Linked DNA regions of Homo sapiens: all the other regions are linked to region 1. Evidence: read pairs that join two places in POLR2A ChIA-PET (ENCODE). Cell type or tissue: GM12878. All regions are shown on one strand. Region 1 holds the start of ATOX1-AS1 (ATOX1 antisense RNA 1). Region 2 has its middle 25 kb from the start of FAT2. Region 3 overlaps LOC107986463 (a long non-coding RNA gene).

What was found. ChIA-PET counts read pairs that join two places held together with the same protein. Peaks named below come from ENCODE experiments on the same cell type or tissue, not always from the same donor. Only the 100,000 strongest peaks of a DNase experiment are listed, where the experiment ranks them.
Region 2: POLR2A ChIA-PET joins it to region 1 with 10 read pairs; 6 of 35 experiments call an interaction of 5 or more read pairs at or near these places.
Region 3: POLR2A ChIA-PET joins it to region 1 with 10 read pairs; 2 of 35 experiments call an interaction of 5 or more read pairs at or near these places.

Annotation. Positions count from the first base shown.
Region 1 is chr5:151,746,166-151,754,165 of GRCh38, forward strand. It overlaps ATOX1 (antioxidant 1 copper chaperone), which reads right to left. Exons shown (of 4, transcript NM_004045.4): 2 at 5,539-5,614; 3 at 114-284. The coding sequence ends at 160. ATOX1-AS1 (ATOX1 antisense RNA 1) reads left to right here and starts at 6,915. Exons shown (of 4, transcript XR_007059008.1): 1 at 6,915-7,144; 2 at 7,508-7,957. RefSeq lists an enhancer at 3,505-3,754. In GM12878, no CTCF peak of the experiment used is centred here; a DNase peak (open chromatin) is centred at 3,646; H3K4me3 peaks cover 518 bases; H3K27ac peaks cover 3,171 bases.
Region 2 is chr5:151,612,643-151,620,642 of GRCh38, forward strand. No RefSeq gene overlaps it. Among named protein-coding and RNA genes, the nearest start is that of FAT2, 25 kb to the left of the region's middle. RefSeq lists enhancers at 6,767-7,445, 7,446-8,000. In GM12878, no CTCF peak of the experiment used is centred here; a DNase peak (open chromatin) is centred at 359; H3K27ac peaks cover 461 bases; H3K27me3 peaks cover 120 bases.
Region 3 is chr5:151,161,328-151,169,327 of GRCh38, forward strand. It overlaps LOC107986463 (a long non-coding RNA gene), which reads right to left. Exons shown (of 3, transcript XR_001742936.2): 3 at 7,258-8,000. Among named protein-coding and RNA genes, the nearest start is that of ANXA6, 7.5 kb to the left of the region's middle. RefSeq lists an enhancer at 3,343-3,452. In GM12878, a CTCF peak has its summit at 3,651 (motif pointing left); a DNase peak (open chromatin) is centred at 3,634.

The DNA of each region.
Region 1 (8,000 bases):
AAAGAACCCAGAGGGCTCTCCCGCTCCACTCAAGCTCTCAAAGGCCAAGGTGTTCGCTCTGATGAGAGGTGTGAGCTGTAGGTTTGTTCAGCAAGTGCTGGGGCCTTACCCACCTGCCCCCTTTGGTCCATCCTGTGGGCTGTGGGGACCAGGCCCCTGCTACTCAAGGCCAAGGTAGGAAACAGTCTTTCCTGTTTTCTTCAGGGTTGCAAGCAGAGTGTCCATGCTGTGCTCAGATTCAATGCAGACCTTCTTGTTGGGCAGGTCAATGTCATACTTAACTCCTGCAGGAAGAGGAAATGGGGTATGGGGAGAGGAAGCACAGACCCTCCCAGTTACAGCAAGAAAGAGTTCAGGCTCTAAATTACTACTCACAACCACCCTTGCCCTTTCCTCTAGAGCAGGGATCGGCAAACTTCTTCTGTAACAGGCCAGAAAGCAAATGTTTTAGGCATTGTGGGTCACATATAGACTCTGTTGTATATTCTGTGTATTTTTTTTATAACTCTATTCCTGAACATACAAAAACAGGCTGTGAGCAGGATTTGGCCCATGTGCTGATCTCTGTTCTATACTAGGGCTTTCTGAGACAGAGACGCACTCTGTTGCCCAGGCTGGAGTGCAGTGGCATGATCTCAGCTCACTGCAACCTCCACCTCCTGGGTTCAAGTGATTGTCATGCCTCAGCCTTTGGAGCAGCTGGGATTACAGGCGTATGCCACCACACCTGGTTAATTTTTGTATTTTTAGTAGAGACAGGGTTTTGTCATGTTGCCCAGGCTGGTCTCAAACTCCTAATCTCAAGTGATCTGCCCGCCTTGGCCTCCCAAAGTGCTGGGAGTATAGGCATGAGCCACCGTGCCCAGCCACCTTTTTTTTTTAATTGCAAAAGTAATATAGACACTTTTTTTTTTTTTTTCAAAAAAGCAAACATTTCTAAATAAAAGTAGAAGCAGTAAGGCCCCCTACTGATCCTGCCCCTAGAGATCACTGTGAACAGTCTGGCTTCTATCTAGACTTTGTCCTAGATAGACAAATGAAAAATAATTCCTCCAAATCGCATCACACTATATAAACAGGTCTTGCTAATATTTTACTTTTCTCTTTATTTATTCATTTTTATTTATTTATTTATTTAGAGACAGGGTCTCACTGTGTTATACAGGCTGGAGTGCAGTGGCACAATCACAAATCACTGTATCCTTGAATACCTGGGCTCAGGTGATCCTCCCTTCTCAGCCTCCCAAGTTGTTGTGACTACAGGCACATGCCACTATGCCTGGTTAAGTTTTGTATTTTATGTAGAGACAGGGTTTCGCATATTGCCCAGGCTGGTCTTGAACTTCTAGGCTCAAGCGATCCGCCTGCCTTGGCTTCCCAAAGTGCTGGGACTACAGGTGTGAGCCACTGCACCCGGTCCATTCTTTTTTTTTTTTTTTGACACAGAGTCTCGCTGTGTCACCCAGGCTGGAGTGCAGTGGCACAATCTCAGCTCATTGTAGCCTGACTCCCGGGTTCAAGCGATTCTTCTGCCTCAGCCAGCCTCCCGAGTGGCTGGGATTACAGGCATGAGCCACCACACTGAGCTAATTTTTGTATTTTTAGTAGAGATGGGGTTTCGCCATGTTGGCCAGGTTGGTCTTGAATTCCTGATCTCAGGTGATCCACCTGCATTGGCCTCCCAAAGTGTTGGGACTATAGGCGTGAGCCACAGTGCCCGGCCCTATTCTTTTTTTAAAAGCTACAATCTTCCACAGTGTGGACGTACCACACATCCACTTAATTAATCCACTGTTAAAGGTCATTGAGGATGCTTCTAATTTTTCACCACTATCACAATGTTATAGTAAACATATTTGAACTTGTCTTAAAACACTTATAAAAATATTGTTATACCATGAATTCACAGAATGGAAATTGTGGGGCAACAGATATTTGGCACATTTTGAATGTTTAATAGACATTGCAAAATCGCCCTCCTAAATGGCTATGCCAATTTACAGCTCCCCAGCAGCACATGGGAGGACCCAGAGTTTTACTCTGACAAAAGAGTGCAAAAAGAAAGGAAAACTCTTGATAGGTTCTAGGCCTGGCCTCACCATTGACTTGCTGGGTGACCATGGGCAGGGAGTCGGTGGGAGGAGGGTCCTGCTTCTCACAGGCCTCAGCTACCTCATCTGTACATGAAGGAGTCAGGGCTGGCCAGCTCCTGTGGCCTTTCCAGCTCAAGGATGCCATCAGTCTGTGATTCCTCAGCCCTACCACTGTTCTTTTAGGGCCATAAGCAACTCAAAAAACCCTCCTGACCCTTCTCAAGAGGCCACCCAAGCAGGGACAGTAGGAAAAGATGGGCAGAAACCTGCCGAAGCTTAAAGGCAGATCTTCCAGCAAGGGGCCTTAAAAATCATATGGTTGGCCAGGCGTGGTGGCTCATGTCTGTAATCCCAGCACTTTGGGAGGCTGAGGCGAGTGGATCACTTGAGGTCAGAAGTTCAAGACCAGCCTGGCTAACGTGGTGAAACCCCATCTCTACTAAAAATACAAAAATTAGCTCAGTGTGTGGCATGTGCCTGTAATCCCAGCTTCTCGGGAGGCTGGGGCAGGAGAATCACTTGAACCTGGGAGGCAGAGGTTGCAGTGAGCCAAGATCATGCCACTGCACTCCAGCCTGGGAGACAGAGTGAGACTCCCTCTCAAAACAAACAAACAAACAAACAAAACATATGGTTTCCCAGCCTGCATAACAAAGCAAGACCCTGTCTCTACAAAAAACAAAAACAAAAACAAAAAAATAGCCGGGTGTGGTCCTGTAGTCCCAGCTACTCAGGAGGCTGAGGTGGGAGGATGGCTTGAGCCTGGGAAGTTGAGGCTGCAGTGAGCCAAGACCGCGCCACTGCACTCCAGCCTGGATGAAGTTCCTGGGATGGGTAGATGTCTTTGAGCTGTCAAACGAAATTAGGCCCATCCCCACTTCATCCAGAGCCTGCTGCTTTGTATTTGAGGAGCTCCTGTACAGTTTCATTTTTAAAGCATCAACAGGCTGGGCACGGTGGCTCACGCCTGTAATCCCAGCACTTTGGGGGACCAAGGTGGGCAGGTCACCTAAGGTCAGGAGTTTGAGACCAGCCTGGCCAAGATAGAGAAACCCCGTCTCTACTAAAAATACAAAATTAGCCGGGCATGGTGGCCTGAGCCTGTAATCCCAGATACTCAGGAGGCTGAGGCAGGAGAATCGCTTGAACCTGGGAGGTGGAGGTTGCGGTGGGCTGAGATCACGCCATTGCACTCTAGCCTGGGCAACAAGAGCGAAATTCTGCCTCAGAAAAAAAAAAAAAATTAGCCAGGCGTGGTGGCGGGCACCTATAATCCCAGCTACTCGGGAGGCTGAGGCAGGAGAATCGCTTGAACCCGGGGCAGAGTGGAGCAGGTTGCAGTGAGCAGAGATCATGCCACTTCACTCCACTCTAGCCTGGGTGAAAGAGCAAACTCCATCTCCAAAAAAAAAAAAAAAGAAAAAGAAAAAAAAAAGCATCAACAGCAAAAGCTGATACAGACATACAAGATATACATTCCCATACCACAGCTGGGGAAACCCAGGCCCGAGAAAGAAGGGCCCACAGTCACATGACAAGTCAGCAGCTAGGTTCTTTCCACTGTTTCAGTTTCTTTCAGATTAAGATCCCAGTTTACAGGGCTAGAGGCCAGCCACTGACTTGCTGCGGGACTACGGGCAAGTCACTTAACCTCCTGGACACTGGCATCGACATCCCCATTCCAAAGATGGAAAGTACAGCTCAGAGGACTGCTAATGAGATCACGTCCATGTGGAAGCCATTTGAAAACTTAATGTCATTATTATTTAGGGTTTTAAAAAAGAAAATTTTAGAAGATTGTGTGATAGTTCATGTGGAAGAAAAAGAAAAGAAAAAATCTTAGAAGGCTGACTGAGCACTGGCATTGCCAAAACTCTGATCACAACTCAGTTATTACCTCACTGAGTCCCAGGACCAGATCCCAGTCCTCTCTGGGCCTCAGTTTCCCCAGCTGTAAAATGACAAGGCTGGATGAGACTGATTGTTCAAAAGAGGTGCTTTAAGAATATCTGCATGTGGCCAGGTGCGGTGGCTCATGCCTGTAACCCTAGCACTTTGGGAGACCAAAGCAGGCGGATTACTTGAGGTCAAGAGTTCAAGACCAGCCTGGCCAACATGGTGAAATCCATATCTATGAAAAGTACAAAAATTCACCGGAAATCGCCTGAACCCAGGAGGCAGAGGCTGCAATGAGCTGAGATCATGCCACTGCACTCCAGCCTGGGCAACAAACAGAGTGAGACTTCATCTCAAAAAAAAAAAAAAAAAAATCTGCATGTGAGTGATTCAAAATTAATTTAAATTTTTTTTTTTGAAGTAAAGAAACAGAAAAAGACAAAATTTTAAAAATTTTTACCTTTTTTTAAATCTTTCCTTTTTTTCTTTCTTTTTTTTTTTTTTTTTTTGGAGACAGGGTCTTGCTCTGTTGCCCCCACTGCAGTGCAGTGGCACGATCTAGGCTCACTGTGGCCTTAACCTCCCAGGCTCAAGCGATCTTCCCACCTCAGCCCCCTAAATTAGCTGTGAGTACAGGCATGTAACACCATGCCTGGCTAATTTTTTTGGTATTTTTTGTAGAGATGGCATTTTACCATGTTGCCCAGGCTGGTCTCGGGAACTCCTGAGCTCAGGCAATCTGCCCGCCTCAGCCTTCCGAAATGCTGGGATCACAGGTGTGAGCCACCGTGCCCAGCCCCATTTAAAAAACCTTAATAGAGGCTGCGTAGGGTGGCTCGCGCCTGTAATCCCAGCACTTTGGGAGGCCGAGGCGGGCAGATCACCTGAGGTCAGGGGTTCGAGACCAGCCTGACCAACATGGAGAAACCCCGTCTGTACTGAAAATACAAAATGAGCCAGGCGTGGTGGTGCATGCCTGTAATCCCAGCTACTTGGAAGGCTGAGGCAAGAGAATTGCTTGAACCTGGGAGGCGGAGGTTGCAACAAGCCGAGATTGCACCATTGCACTCCAGGCTGAGCAAGAAGAGCGAAACTCTGTCTCAAAAAAAAAAAAAAAAAAAAAAATTCAATAGAAAATGACACTCAGATGTGTCATGCAGTACACACTGGAGATGACCAACATATGAACTAGTACTGCCATGGCTCCAGAGCTACTCCTGGCAGTACTAGTTAATTTGGCTAAATCCCAGCTCTGCCATTTACTGACCATGTGATCCCAGATAAGTTATTTAATGTTTCTGAACTTCAGCTGTCTCCTGTTTAACATGGAGCTAGTAAAAAAAAAACTATCTGAAATGGCCGTGGTGAGGATTAAATGATGTGATTCACATAAGCCACTAAGAAAATAACAAGAGTAGTTGGCACGTGCTAAGTACTCAATATATTTTAGTTTTACTGTTATGATCAGCTTAACCCTAAGTCTCTCCTGCAACATCTGCATGCATCTGAACATGGCATAAGTGCACCCAACTCAGGGCCACTCACTCACCTCCAAGCTTATTGAGGACCCGAGAGACAGCTTCAGCACAGCCTCCACAGGTCATGTCCACAGAGAACTCGTGCTTCTGAAACAAACACAGGGGGACCATGACCCGAGCCCTGTAGAGTGACCCCCACACAGTGCCAGCAGACAGGCCCACTCAGGGTCAAGACAGAAGACAGAGAGACTGGGCAGGACCTGGTTGGCATCAGACTCATCAGAAGCCTGTTTCTGAGCCCGTCTCTTCAACTATAGAGTAGCTAAGAGTTTCTACCTCACAAGTTGTATTCAATGGAATCATCCCTATAAATCCTTTAGCAGTGTCTGGCACATAGTAAATAGAATCACCTGGAGATCTAGTTTAAAATGCTTTTTCCCAGTCCTACCTTCAAAACACTGATTCTTGAGCTATGAGCTTTGTCTCAGGGCCACCAGTAACTCTGACAGGGATGGGCCCCCATACTCTGAGCAATGCTGATCTGGTGGGCCCACTTATGAACCACAAAATTATTTTCTGCACTAGAGTCACCTACAGCTTGCAAAAACTACAGGTTCTGGTCAGCAGGTCTGGGCTGGGGAATCTGTTATGTCTACTCATTACCCCAGGTGATTCTGCTTTCATCCAAGGGCCGCATTCTCAGAGGCAGCATCTGGGTCCAGGGAAAGAAAGGATTGCCTGGGTTCCCCAGTGGGTTGGAGGCCAGGCAGGAAGGGATCCCCGGCTCCTAGTCTTCATGTAAGCTCTACATTCTACAGTCTCTAGGATATCTAACAGATCAAGGGTCTGAAGGTAAGCTCCCAGAAGACAGAGGTTTTGTTCAGTTCACTACTGGATTCCTAATACTTGGAACAGTGCCTGGACAGAGTAGGTGCTTAAAACTTATTTTTGAGTCAATGGATAATTGACATGGCTGGTTTGAACTTCTGGATCTTTTGCTTTGCTTTCACACAAGGATTACTTATACCAATACTTTATTTTAAAATCTCTGGAAATGAGACCATCTGAAATCAGATAAATATGGCTTCAGATACCAGCTCTGGCACTACTAGTTGCATGATCATCAATATGTTACTTCTCTGTGCCTTAGTTTCCACATCTGAAAATTGAGGGTAAGAGTCCCTCTCTAGATTTGTGAATGGGATGAACACAGGATTTTAAGTACGGTTAGCCAGCATCCAAGATGGCCTCAATGATCTCTGCCTCTGGTATTTATGCCCTTGAGTAATCCCATTCCACATGTCTCGGGTTGGTCTGTGTGTCTTATAGAATATGGCTTGAAGTGAGGTTATGTGGCTTCTGAAGCTATCACAATGTCATAAAGGACACTGTGACTTCTGTCTTGCTCCATTTCTGGGGTCACTTGCACTAGAGGAAGTCAGCTACTAAATTACAAAGAAATTCCAGCAACCACAAGGAGAGGTCCACAAAGTGAGAGATTGAACCCTCGAGCTAACAAGCATGTGAGTGAGACATGTTGGAAGTGGATTCTCCAGCTCCAGTCAAGCCTTCAGATGAATGCAGCTCCAGCCAACATCTCACTGCAGCTTTATGAGAGCCTCTGAGCTGGAGCCACTAGGCCAAGCTGTTCCCAAATTCCTGACTCTCAGAAACTGTGTGAGTTACTATAAATATATTTGTTGTTTTATACTACAAAGTTTTGGGATAATTACTAAGGAGCAATAGATAACTAACACATTAAGGAAATTAGAGCCTAGTACTAGGTTCCGTTGGGTAAAAGGTTAGCTATTGGATTATTAATTTCTTCCATTTGTCTCTCCTGTTTCCCTTCAAAAATCAATGGCTACATTTTTCATGGAGCACTTCAAAATATTTGAAGTCTATTACCTCAGTTGGAATCCTGGGTGTAGTGATATATCTTGCTAGAAAACCACAGGCAAAATCTCTGCTCCAGAAGGGCTCCAGTTCCCTAATCTATACCAAAAGGGTATTAGCTAACTCAATTTTTTTCAACTTTAGTGTGCATAGGAAGAATCTGGGGACCTTGTGGAAAGTGCAGCTCCCAGACACCTGCCTCAACTGACTCTGTGGATGTGGAGCGGGCCCTGCCACTCCCCATTTTTAACCTACTGGGGAGAGAACGGGAGGCAAAACTACAAACCTGAAAATAAAGTGGCTAAGTGGCTTCTCAAACTCTTTCCAAGTCTCTAAACACCGCTGAGTCTGGATTGTCACTGTGCTCTACAGAGGAAACGAAGACCAAGAATTAAGCAGCTCGATTTTCCAGTGCAGACTGTTTGACCTTTGTGACTAGTAAACCACTCCTTTTATTAAGGCCAAATCTGCAAAATCTGTCTTAAAGAAAATGGTCAGTCTTTCCTTTCTTCTAAACATCTCTGATTTTTTCATCTTGTTTCCTGACTATTCACAGACAGCAACAATAACAGATTCTGGAAAGAAGGATTTGTAGTAAGTATTACAAAATCTTGTCTTTAAAATGTGGTCCTCAGCC
Region 2 (8,000 bases), 130 kb before region 1:
TATGTGGTGTGTGTGTGGTGTGTGTCTGTGATGTGTGTGTAGTGTGTGTGTGGTGTGTGTGGTGTGTGTGTGTGGTGTGTGTGTGGTGTATGTGTGGTGTGTGTGGTGGTGTGTGTGTGGTGTGTGGTGTGTGTGGTGTGTGTGTGGTGTGTGTGGTGTGGTGGGTGTGTGTGGTGTGTTGTGTGATTGTGTGTGTGGTGTGTTGTGTGTGGTGTGTGTGTGCTGTGTGTGTGGTGTGTGTGGTGTGTGTGTGGTGTGTGTGGTGTGTGTGTGTGGTGGGGGGTGTGGTGTGGTGTATGTGTGTGTGTGGTGTGTGGGGGTGTGTGTGGTGTGGTGTATGTGTGTGTGTGGTGGGGGGGTGGTTTGTTTTCATAGCGGAAATGGTAGACGAGTAGTTAATAATTCTTTCAATCCTAGAGACAGAACTGTGGTTAAGGCAAGTAAGTTCCTGCCTTAGAAGTTTATTTTCCGGTGAGAGACCCGTACTGAGCACACCCTGACCCGGTTGACAGGTGCAGTGCACTTCATGACAGGCGAGTAGGGAGCACTCTGGGAACATGCAACGGAGGAAGCTATTTGATCTGGAGCCTCCAGGATGCGTGACATCTTGGCTGCTTTTGCTGATGATTCTTTGCCTGAGCTTTTGCTGATGATTCACTCTGCCTGAAATGCCTCTCCTGCCTTCACCTGCTCTTCTCTAATCCACCCACACAGTCTCAGCCTGGCTACATCACACCCAGACAGGCTTCAAGGCCAGGCTCAGATGCTACTGTGTCAAGGAAGCCTCCCTCCATTCCCCTGAACTTTCACATCTCCTCTTGCCCTTGCTCCATGAGGTTCTCCGCGGTGGCTGCTAGACAATGGAGAAAAAGGCGGTGGCTTCAGGAACCATGGGAGTTGGTTGAAGGTATCACTCTCATTGACACTGTCAGCTGTCAATTATTCCAGGGGCCCTTCTCTCTCTGCCTTCTTTACAACAGTGAATCTGTTAGGTAACTACATGTCTGCATCAGGTACAAAATGAATGTATCTGTAATCCCAGCTACTCGGGAGGCTGAGGCAGGCGAATCGCTTGAACCTGGGAGGCGGAGGTTTCAGCGAGCCGAGATCACACCACCGTACTGTGCTTAGGCATCAAGCAAGACTCCGTCTCCAGAAAAAAAAAAAAAAAAGGAATATATCATCTCCGGGCAACACATGCTCCTTATGAGTAAAATACATGGTAGAACCCATTGCAGCTACTCAGAAGCCTTTTTGTGTTCAGCATGTATTGGCTGTGTGACCCTGAGCGAAGTTGAGTTGGAGCTGACCAGAGTTTTAAAGCACGTGAAATGCACAGTGCAGGGTTTGTTGGGAACACCTCAGAAGGGCACTAAACCTGGATGGAGCTGAAAGAAAGACCTCTTGGAGGAGTGTCATCAAATGCTCCCCTACCTTGATGTGTGCTGTAGATGGGAATGGATACAGAGAAAAGGAACCTGTAACAGAAGCTCTGAGCTTTCCTGAGGAAGTGAGGTTTCAGATCTGAAACATAAGTGGCAGCTCACTGCTAAGAAGTGGGAGACAACGGGTGTTCCCCACAAAGGGACCAGCATGTGCAAAGACCCTGGAGCCTTATAACCCCCAGGCATTATTACAGTACTCTGAGAACTGTTTTCCTCTCCAAACCCTTTGATGAGGATTTCCAGGTCCAGACTATCTGCAAAGCCAGAGTCCCGATGCTGGGAGAATGCTCAGCTCGTCTGCTGTGCTCTGCCCAGGGGGCTTTCTGGGCACCATGATGCTTCTCCTTCAGACCTAATCCCAGACGGAGAGTGTCTGAAGAAATGTTAAAAACCACTGAATTTAGTGTATCATCCCCTCCTTTTCTAAAGGGGGCTTGAGACTCAGAGACAGCAGTTGGTGTCACATAGAATCACTCTAATTAAGCACTTACTAGGTACCAACCACTGTACTAAGCATTTTTCCATCCAACATGAGGGAGAGACAATTATTGATCTCATGTGTCACATGAAAAAAGTGAGGCTCACCGAGGTGATCGTGTCTGAGGTCACATAGCTAGAACGTCCCAGAGCTTTGAAACCCGGGTAGTTGACCCCAAAGCCTACGTTCCTATCCAGTGGGACTGTTTGTCAGAACTTGGCCAGAATCCAGTTTCTCTTGCATGCAGTCTCATGCATTCATCATTGCAATAAAAATTCAGCTTGGCAAACAAACACCTTTCGGGAGGCCTCCACATCTCTGCACTTGGACTGACTGACTTCAGGCAGGTCTATCCCTTATACTACAGGGCACGAAGCAAGAGTTCAAATGAAGGGCCCTGTGGCTCCAGCCCACCTGCCTTCTCTTGACTCCTCTTCCTACAAGGAAAATGGTTATAGGCAGGTGCTTAGACATCTCACCCCATGTGACCACGCTCCATCCTCACCACCCTAATGCCTTCCCAGCAAACAACAACTTGGCCATCCCTCAGGCTACCCTTAGAGGTGTACAGCCTGCCCTTGGAGGAAAGACCCCTGGCAGAGGCCTAGAAAGTAAGCTGGGGGCTATTGAGCTGGAAACCGACAGCTTGGGTGCTGAAAATGTGATCTGGAAGTGGTGAGGGGGTGGGTCACAGGCTTAGGGTAAGCCTTCCCCTTGGCTCCACAGACTCCTCACCCCACAGCGACAATGGAACTGCAGGAAGAGCAGGGCAGGACCTAGTAGCTCCAATGTGAGGGAGTTCTAAATGCAGACAGTGCCAGGGTTCCAGCTGGGTCCCCTCTCTGCCTCATGAGCCGGCTTCCCAGCAGGGCTGACTAGTACACATTTCTTGTGCCCCTGCACAGCCACACAGCCACACAGCCACACCCTGACCTTCTCCAGAGCCCTTGCCTGATTACCTGATAGTGACCTCCCCCCTCCCACCAGCAACATCACCCCATCCCCACCTTGGGTCGTGCCCTGACTTGTGCAAACCACAGGTCTAAGTGCTGTGCTGAAGCAGAATGAGTCAGGGGCAGAACTCAAGGTGTTGAGCCTGGGAGGCTGCTCTAAGCAGGGAAGAGAAAACTCTGTGGCCCCAGAGAGGAATGAATCAGGCAGGAGTGGCTCAGACCCTGCGTTCTGTCTTCTCCTCACCAAATGCGTAGAGCAGCGGGTGATGTAGGGGGAGAGACTCAGGCACCCCTGGTCATGAATCAGGCAGCATTTAGGAAGTCTGTTTTTCCAGGAGAATATGTAGATGTCATTTCTAGCATTGCTGAGACTGCAATTTGCTTATGGGGGGAGAATATAAGAAGGTTCTGTGTGTGTGCGCACATGCATGTGTATATACACATGTTGTGTACCTATATATGCCTGTGTCTGTGTGAGATATGTATATGTGTGTCTGATGTGGACACATTTATACATGTGTCTATGTGTTTGTGCCTGTGTGTACAGTACCTGTGTCACTGTGAGTGAACATGCACATCGTTCTGCCTGAGGGTCTGTATGGATGTCCTTGCCTGTGTAGCTCAGGGTGTCCCCATGCTTGGCCCCGGGCCAAATGATTCCAGCACCTATAATCTTTTGTTGTTGTTGTTGTTGTTGTTGTTGTTGAGACGGAGTCTTGCTCTGTTGCCCAGGCTGGAGTGCAGTGTTGTAATATTGGCTCACTGCAACTTCCGCCTCCCCGTTTCAAACGATTCTCCTACCTCAGCCTCGTAAGTAGCTGGGATTACAGGTGCCTGCCACTATCCCTGGTTTACTGTCACTGCAACTTCTGCCTCCCAGGTTCAAGTGATTCTCCTGTCTCAGCCTCCCGAGTAGCTGGGAATACAGGCGTGCACCACCATGCTCAGCTATTTTTTTTTGTATTTTTAGTAGAGACGGGATTTCACCATGTTGGCCAGGCTGGTCTCGAACTCCTGACGTCAAGTGATCCACTTGCCTCAGCCTCCCAAAGTGCTGGGATTACAGGTGTGAGTCACCACACTCAGCCCAGTGCCTATAATCTTCACCACTACATTCGACTGTTGACCCTGTGGGGAACAGTCACCACTTCTTATTTTCTTACTATGGTGATAACATAGCAGACATTCAATATGTATTTATTGAATGAATATATCAGAAACGTCCCCACCTGAACCAGCTCCCTGGAAGCTCCAGGAGTCCCAAAGAAAAGGCCCAGTGGAGAGAAGAGCTTCATTCAGGTTGATTCCTTCCTAGCTCCAGGACACAAGTCTGAACTGATCTTCCTGACCCTCAGGGGCTTTTGCTCAATGTCCCCCTCTGCCCTGGTCAGAAGTCAAGACACAAAAGCTCTGGGCTCTGCCATAACCTTGCTCTGTGATCTTGGGTAAGTCCTTTCCCTCTCTGGGCCTCAGTTTCCCTATCTGATAAAAGAGCAGATCAGACTTCTGGATATCAAAAGGCACACTCAGACTCAGCATGGTGTGGTTTTTACCTTAGAGTTCTTCATTCAGTTGCCCCCTGCCCATCTAGATATTGGATCAATGTAATCGTCCCTCTCAGCTCCTTCTCTGTCTACTTATGATCCCAGCTAGGCAGCAAGCAGAGGTCCCAACCAGGCCTTGTTCGTTAGGGCTTCATGCTATTGCTGTGAGTGCCTGTCGGTAACCCCCAGGCATCATAATTCAGATCACCTTTGCTAAAAACAGGCTGGAGGACATTTACAGTCTTGGGAAGGGAACATCTTGGGGAAATGGTGATGAAAAATGCAGTCTTCTAATACCCTGGCCTTCTGGGCCTGTGGAGGAAGGAAGGATTCTGTAAGCTTATTTTTCCAGAGAGCTGGGTTGCGGAGGGGGTCAGAGAAGAGGCAGTGTTGGTCAATGCATTAAACTTTTCTTTCGTTGTAACCATTTCAGGTGGGAACCTTCTGTAGTTCTACTAGGTGCTTCCCTGCCTTTTCAAACAAGATGCGAAGCATGATTTCATCTTTCCTTGATGACTCAGGACCATCACAAAAACATTAACGTTTGAATTAAGTTTTAAAGCGGAGGTGTCCTCAAAGGCTGCAAAGATATTTTAGACTATTTGCCTCTCACTGAAAGGCAAAGCTTTTCTTTTTTGTGTTTAATCTTCTCTCATTGACACTGTCAGCCGTCAATTATTCCAGGGGCCCTTCTCTCTCTGTCTTCTTTATGACAGTGCATCTATTAGATAACTACATGTCTGCATTGGGTATAAAATGGATATGTAATATCTGAGCAAGGGACTCTCCTATGAGTCAAGTACATAGTAGAAACCATTGCGGCTAGTCAGAAGCCTTTCTGTCTTCAGCACTTACTAGCTGTATGGCCCTGAGCAAGATATTTCTATGACTGAGTTTTCCAATCTATAAAATGGGACTAATAGTAGTATCTGCCTCATAAGGTCATTGCAGCTCAATGTAAAGTTACATGCAACTAAGCACTTAGCACACTGGATTGTAATCTTAGCTACTCAGTAAATATTTGTTTTATTCTTAGCTATTTTTTTAGTCTGAGTTTTGGATCAATGACATTGCAAGATAAGTACTTGACTCATTTTCAAAGAATGCTTTGAGCTACCTGCAAGTAATAGAAAATCCACTAACAGTGGCTTAAACAAATAGGTTTTTGTTTGTATTATATTGCAAGAAACACACAGGCAGACAGCTGTTGGCTTTTGTTCAGTAGCTCAGTGATATTAGGGCTGGTGTCACTGCAGTTCTTTTGGCTTCTGCCTCATAAACACAATATTGCTGCTGAAGCTCCAGACATCACACTCACTTTCAAGGCAGGGGAAAGGAGATGGGGTGATGCTGGCTATGTCTACATTCCCAGAAGCCCCATATGTTTTCTTTCCTAGCTGATTGCTCCTATGTTTCACAGTCTAGAACTAGGTCACACGGCCACCACCAGCTGCAAAGAATCATGAAAAACAAGAAACAGGGATGTCGTGATTAACTTTCACCACCATTCCATCTCTCCTGGGACTTAACACATTGTCTCTCCCTGCTCTCATTTCCCAACCAGGGTTTTTTTAGTGAGAAGGAGAAATGGATATTGGGTCAGTAACTAACATTGTTTGCCCAGTAATTATTATTTTTCTTTTTTTTTTTTGTCTTAATAAGGAATTTGATTGCAAGTGACAGAAACCCAAATCAGACTTGCTTAAGCAAAAATAAGGAAATGGATAGAAAGAAAAAGGGACCAAAGAAGAAAAGGAGACAATAAAAGAAATGAATTGACTCATATCCAGGGAGAGTTTGTCCTTAGGTCTAAGTATGAGGCCAAATGAGCAAACAGCGTTGTCAAGAGATCACCCTTCTCTGCTTTTTGGCTATTTTCCTTTGCATTTACTTAATTATCAGGTAGTTTCTCCTCACCTGGTGGTCCCTGGGAGCTCTAAGTTCACATTCTCCGAGGCTATTGTTCAGCTGAGAAAAGAGTGAGTCATTTCTCTCTGTCACTCAAGCAAAAGTCCCAGGATGAATATTGATTGTCTGTGATTGGGACACAAGCCCAACCCTGAGCCAATCACAGTGACCACAGGGAACTCATGCTCTGATTGGCAAAGCCAAGTCTCACACCCAACTCTGGAGCATAGGTTGGGTCCGTTGCCCCCAACCACTGGTTAAGCTTAAAGACTAAAGTAGACTGAACCCCTCCTGAAAATCAGGGGCAGAACCAGAGGGAGGGGAAATGGATGCAGAGCACATGTAGAGCTTTGCAGTCTTCAAAGTACATTATTCCACACAGACACCTATGAATTAGGGAAAGCAGGGATTCTGGCCCCATTTTGCAGTGGCAAAACTGTCTCAGAGAGGTGACATGATGTGTCCAGAGTCATTCAGCTCACAGGTAGTCAGAAAGAGTCCCCACGCCTCCAGGATCCTGGTGTTTCCCTGACACCACATCCTGAGATGACTGACAACTGGTCAACTCATGTATTGTCCAGGAGCCATGGAGCCATGTGACAAAGTAGCCTGAGGGACCCCCAAGAGACCACTGGTTCCACACTTTACCTCCATTGTTGTGTTAGAGCTTTATACCCTGTGAAGAGAGCAGGCCCAGAAATTGAGAAAACCTGCATTTGAATCCACCTAACTAGCTGCGAACCCAACAAATGTCTCTTTTCTGGGCCTCAGTTTCCCCACCTGCAAAAGGAGTTAGTTGGGCTCAGTGATACCTAAAGACACTTCTAGCTCCAGCTTGGCCACTGTCTCAGGTTCCAAGATTTCCCCACCCCTTGTGGTAGCTTCAGATTTCTTGCCTGGGGGAAGAGCCAGGGCAAGTTGCTGCAGTTCTGTTCTCTCCACACAGCAGAGTGGCGGCTCCCAGCCCAGAGTGGAGGCTTACCTAACCCCAGCAAGCTGAGCAAATCCCTGAGAACAAAAGGGGGAGAAGACCTGACAAGGGAGGGGAAGGAGTGAGTCTATTCCTTCCTTGCACAGCAACTTTAACCCCTTCCATGCCTCCCCAGCAGCAGGAGGGCAGGCAGGGTTTCCAGACAGGGGGTAATGAATGCATCTCAGGCATGCACGGGCTTCCAGGAACTGCTGTGCCACCAAAGCCAACTTTCCATAGGGGAGCCCTCCCTGGGAGCAGCCACAGCTGGAGATGCCATTTGTCCTTCATAGACCCAGACTCATGGCATCAAAGCCCCCCACCGCTCCACCCCCAACAAAAGCCAGAAGGGAGCTGCATTCCATCCTTCTGCCAGTCAGGAAGCTGAAGCCTAGAAATGGGGAGGAACTTGCCCAAGGTAACATAGCTTTCGACTCACAGGAAGGGGCCTCGACTAGGACAGTGCCAGACACAGAAATGAATAAAGTGTGTTCAATGACCGGAATCAAGGCCTCCCCACCTTGCGCTCCTTCCTCTGTGCATACTATATTGCCTTTTGGGATTCTTAAATCAAAGTTTCCATCCCCAAATTAGAAGCAGATTGTTGAGGCCTGTCCATAAATTCCTCACTTGAACCTGTAGTGACTAATTCTCTCGGGAGTGTGGGATCAAACCCACCATGGCTATTAAGAATTTAATATG
Region 3 (8,000 bases), 580 kb before region 1:
CCAAGGGAAAGCAAAAAGAGAAAGCAGATAAGCTATAAGTCTGCCTTTCTTCATGGCCCAGGATGCATAGCCCTCCTGTGCGAATAACTCACAATCTTATCTGCGCCCAGCTATTGCCAGACCCTCACCTGATAGAAAAATGCACGCAAGCTCCCTGCACCCTTGATGTTATCAGTACTGCACAAAGCCCTCTTCAGCACACAGCACAAGCACCATCCTATAAAATCCTTAGCCAGATTTTGTTTTCTTGCAGTTAGCTTCTGTTTTGCTAACTTGCCCGTTGCACCCTTGCAACGTATTTTCTTTTCTTTTCTGTTTTTCTTTTGAGATGAAGTCTCACTCTGTCGCCCAGACTGTAGTGCAGTGGCACTATCTCGACTCACCACAACCTCCGCCTCCCGGGTTCAAGCGATTCTTCTGCCTTAGGCTCCTGAGTAGCTGGGATTACAGGTGCGTGCCACCACACCTGGCTAATATTTGTATTTTTAGTAGAGATGGGTTTTCACCATGTTGATCAGGCTGGTCTCAAACTCCTGACCTCGTGATCCACCTCGGCTTCCCAAAGTGCTGGGATTATAGGCATGAGCCACCACGTCTGGCAGCAATGTATTTTCATACTTTCTCTAATAAATCTGCCTTTCTTTACCTACAACTGCCTTGGTAAATTCTTCTTACTGCCTGTACCGCCAGCCCCAAATAGTTGCTGATCACCCACGATGCTAAGGACCGAGTCTGAGACACTCTTATGTTACCATTTGGGGAGAGGCCGGACCCGGTGGCTCATGCCTGTAATTCCAGCACTTTGGGAGGCTGAGGTGGGTGGATCACTTGAGGCCAGGAGTTCAAGACCAGCCTGACCAACATAGTTAAACCCCATCTCTACTAAAAATACAAAAAGTTAGCTGGACGTGGTGGTGCATGCTGTAATCCCAGCTACTTGGGAGGCTGAGGCAGGAGAATCACTCCCAGGAGGTGGAGATTGCAGTGAGATGGCACCATTGCACTCCAGCCTGAGAGACAGAGTGAGACTCTCAAAAAATAAAATAAAAGAGTTGGGGAGAAGAAAAGAATTCAGCAAAGGTGACTGGGAAGGAGATTGTAGTAAGATGGGAGGAAACTACCCCAGGAGAATGTGGCAGCAAAGTGAAAAATAAGGGAGTGATCAGGTGTGTCAAATGCTGCTTTTAGGTAAAGTAGGACAAGGTCTACAAATCTATCATTGGGTTTAGCAATGTGAAAGCCAACTTATCTCTTGCTGTGAATTGCAGAATGTTGGGGGTAAAGGCCTGATGGGAACGGTGTAAGATAAAAAGCCTAAACTACTTATTCTGGGAGTTTTGCTGCGAAGGCCAGCAAGGGAATGAGGCAGTGTCTGGCAAGGGAATTGGTGTCAAGAGAAGGGCTTTTGTTTGATTTTTTTAAAGATTGAAGACATAACAGCATATTTGTATGCTGGTGGGAGTTATCATATAGAAGGTAAAAAAATTGATGGAGGAGAGAGAAGGGAGAATTCCTGCAGCAATGTTTGGAGACAGAATGGGCTGTAGTGTACAAATGTCAGGGCTATTTGTATTCTTAATTTGCAATAAAAGTAACTGAAATTTTTGATCTTTGCCCAAATTCAGCCCACGTGACTGAGGCAGGATTGAAAGCCAGATTCCCTTGACTGCAGAGCCCAGGGCCTTAATTCCTGAGCTACAGCAGCAAGTAGGAGTAAACACTAATATACTGCTCATTCTCTTTGAGCTAATCATCACTTACAGGAATCAATCCTAAGAAAATAATCTAAAATACAGAGGAAGCTGTAGGCCCAACACTGTTTTATTGTTGTTGTTGGAGACAGGGTCTCACTCTGTCACTCAGGCTGGACTGCAGTGGTGTGATCATGGCTCAACTGCAGCCTTGACCTCCCCAGGATCAGGTGATCCCCTCACCTCAGCCTCCCAAGTAGCTGAGACTACAGGTGTATGCCACCTGCCCAGCTAATTTTTGTATTTTTTGTAGAGATGGCGTGTCACCATCTTGCCTAGGCTGGTCTCCTATGCTCAAGCCATCCTCCTGCCTCAGCCTCCCAAAATGCTGGGATTACACCAGCATTGGTATAATGTGAGCCACCATGCCCAACTTTTTTTTTTTCATTCTTTTTTTTTTTTTGAGACAGGGTCTCATTCTGTCCCCCAGGCTGGAGCAGTAGCACAATCTCAGCTCACTTCGGCCTCAACCTCCTGGGCTCAAGCTATCCTGATGCTTCAGCCTACGGAGTAGCTGGGACTACAGGTGTGCACCACCACGTCCAGCTAATTTTTTTCATTTTTTGGTAGAGACGAGGTTTCACTGTCCAACACTGTATTTTTAAAATTGTTTTTTATTTCAATGGTTTTTGGGGAATAAGTAGTTTTTCATTACATGGATAAGTTCTTTAGTGGTAATTTCTGAGATTTTAGTGCACCTGTCACCCAAGCAGTGTACACTGTACCTAATGTGTAGTCTTTTATCTCTCCCCACTCACCCCAGAGTCCCCAAAGTCCATTACATATCATTATTATGTATTCATGTCCTCATAGCTTAGCTCCCACTTGTAAGTGAGAACATATGATATTTGGTTTTCCATTCCTGAGTTGCTTCACTTAGAATAATGGTCTCCAACTCCAATGCAGGTTGTTGTGAATGCCATTATTTCATTCCTTTTTATGGCTGAGTAGTATTCCACGGTGTATATATACCACATTTTCTTTTTTTTTTCTTTGAGATGGAGTCTTGCTGTGTTGCCCAGGCTGGAGTGCGGTGGCACAATCTTGGCTCACTGCAACCTCCGCCTCCCGGGTTCAAGTGATTCTCTTGCCTCAGCCTCTGAGTAGCTGGGAACAGGCACCTGCCACCACTCCCAGCTAATTTTTGTATTTTTTAATTAGAGGCAGGGTTTCACCTGTTGGCCAGGCTGGTCTCGAACTCCTGACCTCAGGTGATCCGCCTGCCTTGGCCTCCCAAAGTGCTGGGATTACAGGCGTGAGCCACCATTCCTGGCCCACATTTTCTTTATTTACTCGTTGATCGATGGACATTTAGACTGGTTCCATATTTTTGCAATTGCGAATTGTGCTGCTAGAAACGTGTGTGCAAGTGTCTTTTACATATAATGACTTGTTTTCCTCTAAGTAGATACCCATAGTGGGATTGCTGGATCAAGTGGTAGTTCTATTTTTAGTTCTTTAAGGAATCTCCATACTGTTTTCCATAGTGGTTGTACTAGTTTACCTTCCCCCACCAGCAGCAACACTGTATTTTTCAAGTGCAAAAGGGAAACAACCTACACATCCAGGAGCTGTGGAATTGCAAGCAAGCCGGGGTCACGCAGCCTTGCTTCCAGGTGGAAACAAACCCTGGAAGGAAGCATACATGGGTTGGAAACACGTGAAGATGACATCATCTTTTTGGCACTTCCCAGGCCCCTTCCTCTGTGGAGTGGCCTGTCTACAGGTGTCTGTAAAAGAGACGGCATGATGCTGTGATATGGGCTGGAACAATGGACTGAGATTCCAGATTTTCTCATGTCCCTTGTCAGGGCTGTAGTTTCTCTGATTATAGGAGAAGAAAGTTCAAGATCTCCCAGTTGCCCTCTGAGGAAGCTGGAAATGGTCAAATATTGCCACCTGCTGGCAAGTTCCAGCTCTGCCTGGCTTCCATCAGAAGAGGGTGTATGTTCCCAGAGACAGGTCTTACTTCAAGCTCACTAGAGGAAGGGGCCCCAAGGGATACTGTTCAAATGACTACCTGGAACACCCCCTTCCTCCACAAAAAGTCCCCTTAAGACCTCTCTCAGTGTCTGGAATTCCTCTATAACGGTTGAGGATTGTTTGTTTTTATACGAGAGAAAATAAGGAGATTCTAACGACTTGGCATGAAACAGATTATTTTCTACTATGAGGTCTCAGCAATGGGAGGCCGAGTTGTAGGATGGCAGGGGCCCCTGTGAGAAGCATAGGCCCGAAAACAGCTGAATTAGAAAAAGCAGGGTAGTACAGTGCTTTCCAGTACAGCCTTTACATTTAAAAGAAAATGAACGAAAAAGTCCCTGGGCTTCTGGGGTCCACCGTATTCTAGCTCAGTGACTGTGAACCATTTATTTATTTTTTTGTCTGAGTTTCTGTTAGCTTAGTTATAATAATGAGTATTATAAAAGTATCCACCTTGCAAGATTGTTATGGAATGCACTGATATGACAACAGATCATTTAGTAGCAACTAGCACATAATAATGAGAATAAATATAAGCATTACTACTACTATTAATTTAATGGATGAAGTCCTGGCCTGTTCATCATAAGAGGTGAGAGCTAGTTCTAGCTGGGTTCTATTACCTTGCTCTTGAGTTTTGTTTGTTTCTATATGTACAGAGAGGGGAATGAGAATGAATTATGTCTTAAGATTCTTTTTGTGTTCATACATGATGATTCTGAGTCTCTAACCATCTAAGAGTCCATTTCCCGGTTGAAGGGTCTGTTTCAAGATTCTATGACTCTGAGACCCTCTTTCTGGAATTCCAGAATTCTATAACTCACTCAGAATTCTACCGAAAGCTTCCATTTGCACAAGTTATTCCCTCTGCCTGGAATGAAAGTTCTTCCAAGCCTGGAAGAGGTTGCCTCACTAGCTCTTACTGCATATTTCGCCTTAAACAGCACTTCTCAAAAATTCCTTTTTAATTCATCCTCCAATGTTTTTTATTTTTATTTTATTCTGTTTCATTTTTTGTGAGACAGAGTCTCATTCTGTTGCCCAGTCTGGAGAGCAGTGGCATGATCAACCTCCATCTCCTGGGCTCAAACCATCCTCCTACCTCAGCCTCCTGAGGAGCTGGGACTATAGGCATATGCCACCACACCCAACTAATTTTTGTATTTTTTGTAGAGATGAGGTTTTGCCATGTTGCCCAGGATGGTCTTGACCTCAGGGGCTCAAATAATCTGCTTGCCTCACAAAGTGCTGGGATTATAGGTGTGAGTCACTGTGCCCAGCCCTCCACTGTCCTTTTTATTTATTTATTTAATTTTTGTTTCTTTATTTATTGGTAGAGATGGGGTTTTGCCATGTTGCCCAGGCTGGTCTTGAACTCCTGAGCTCAAGCTACCTGCCCGCCTCGTCCTCCCAAAGTGTTAGGATTACAGGCATGAGCCACCGCGCTCGGCATCTCGATGTTCCTTTACGCATCCCTTCCCATCGTCTGTCCTAAAATTCTGTTTTTTTCCATGATCATACAGATCTTAATTGGTAATTATATTTTTATTTATATGATTTTGGTTAATGCTTGTCTTCTTTACGTTCCCATTGCTTGGTAAAGTAGATAATAACTATTAGATGAATGAAAATTAAATGAATGAATGAATTCTACAATTCAAAGTTTCCATGAGTGTTTATTCCCAAGGTCTTCTATTTCAAACACTCCATACCACCTGCCCCACCTCAAGGTTGACACCTGAGAAGGGAGTGACCTTTCCAATTTCATAATGTTGCCTGGACCGTGTGTGCCCTGCCCGCTTGGTTTCCTACCCCTCCGTTATTGGCCTCTTTGGGATGCCTTGGATTAGAAGAGAAGGCTGAGCCATGTCTCTGCTATTGAAACCAGCCTGTATCAGCTATTCATTCACAGCATGTATTTGTCTAGTGCCCACAAAGTGCCAGGTGCTGTGCTAAGGTACTGGGGACAAAGCATGAGCAAAGCAGACCTGGTCCCAGCTTTTGGAGAGCTCAGAGCCTACGAGCCCAGAGACAGACATTCACGACTCAATTACACAAATTCCATAAAATTACAAACCATGATAAGTGCTGGGGGACGGAGAGGAACAGGGCGCTCTGAGAGCGTACAACAGTTCACAGTCTAGACCCAGGACCTTGGGCTCAAGGGCACAACGGGGCCTTGGGCGGGTCCTGCATGAGCGTTATCTGGGACACGTGGATACTCTTTTTGTGGAATCTCTGCCCTGGGAAACCATCAGCTAGAACTTGGGTTCAAGGTGGTGGCCTGCCAAGCTCCCAGCACTTTCCTTGAGATTCATAAGCCTGTGAGGCTGGAAGCTAAGCAATCACCTCTCAAAGCCCTTCCCCTCCTTTTCAGTGGACTTGGTCACTGAAAAGAGAATGGTAAAGCCCTGGAAGGCCAGAACTCTAGGCGCCCGACACCCTCCTTGAACAGGCCGGGAAACTGGGGCCTAATGAGAAGAGGCTGTGCAAGGTCACACAGCAAGGAGCAAAGCGATAACGAGAACCCAAGCTCCCCAGCGTCCCATTCTCTGCTGCTTTCTACCCTACCTCCCTAGTTCCAAGAATGGTCATTGATTTTATAGAGGGAATACTGTTTCAACCAGAACCTGGGAGGGTTTCCACTGGCTACAAGCAATAGTTAGGACATAGACAAAATTCTGCAGGAGAGCAAGAATCTTACAGCTACATTTGGAGAGGTTTGCCCTGTGGTGGTTACTTAGGACACAAACACACATGAGGGAAAATACATCAGGTGACATGTTTGGATTGAATAGCATTCTTTCATTTTCTTGAAGGAAAATGTAGCTATTTGAGCCTTGAAATGCTAGTTCTTGCATTTTGCAGTGTTGTTTCCAGTAGCAAAAAACTGAAACAATCTAAATTTCCTTTGGCAAAGGAATGGATAAACTGTGGTAAAGCTCAACCTTAGAGTACAATGCAGCATTTAAAAAATAATGAAGGTTGAGACCAGGAGCTTGAGACCAGCATGGGCAACAGCCTGGGCAACATAGTGAGACTCAGTTGCTCCAAAAAAAAAAAAAAAAAAAAAAAATCCAGGTCTGGTGGTGTGCACTTATGGTCCCAATACTCAGGAAGCTGAAGTGGGAGGATTGCTTGAACCCAGGAGATTGGGGCTGCAGTGAGCTGGGATTGCACCACTGTACTCCAGCCTGGGTAGCATGGTGAAACCCTGTTCAAAAAGAAAAAAAAAGGCAGGTGATCGGGGGGAACAAAGGTAGGTCTGTATAGGGCACTAAAGCACATTATTGAGTAAAAAAATGCAAATTTTAAAAAACATATATATAATATAAAGCCATTTACAGAAAAAAGAACTCATGAAAATACTGTATTTTTCTATAGATACACATATAGGTACATAAATGCAGAGAAAGGTCTGAAAGGAAACACACCAAGGCGCTAACCTCTGAGGAAAGGTGGGGATGGCCATGTGTGTTGGGAGGGGGCTGATGGGTTGGTCAAATGGAACTTAAACTTTATCTGTATTTTTCTGAGAGTGAATTTTATTTCTGTATTATTTAAGTGAGATTGTTTTCTAGAAATACCATACTTCAGCGCAAGTGCCAACAAACACTTTCTGTAACAATGTAGACAATGAATATTTTAGACTTGGTGGGCCGCACTGTCTCCGCCCCAACTCTTCCATTCTGCTGTTGTAGTGCAAAAACAGCCATAGATGGGACGTGCAGGAATGAGTGTGGCTGTGTTCCAATAAAACTTTATTTACACACATTGAAACCTGAATTTCATACAATTTTCACGTTACCAAATTTTAATTTTTTTTCAACTATTTAAAAATGTTAAAACCATTCTTAGCTCACAGGCTATGCGAAAGCAGACAACCAGCCAGATTCGGCCCACGGCTTTAAGGCCAGTTTAAGCCTCACCACCTTCCTAGCCCCACTCACCTATTTTGTCCTCTCATCTTCCTGTCCTTCAGCACCCCCATGACCTTCCTGTGACCTTCAATGGCCCCTCCAGCTGCCGTCCAGCCCTGTCTGTCTGCCCTTGGGGACCCTCTCCTCCTGGCTGCAGGACTGTTTTTTCCTGAGCAGGTCTCTAAATAGCTCCATTCGCCTTGGCAGGGGGAATCCAGAGAAAGGAATTTTGTTTGGAGTCATGAGAAGCCAGGACTCACCACTTTGATTTGCTTTTGAAATTAGGTCCCCTCCCCTCCCATGGACAGGGGTCCCTGGCCACTTCCCTGAGCATGCCCCAACAGTC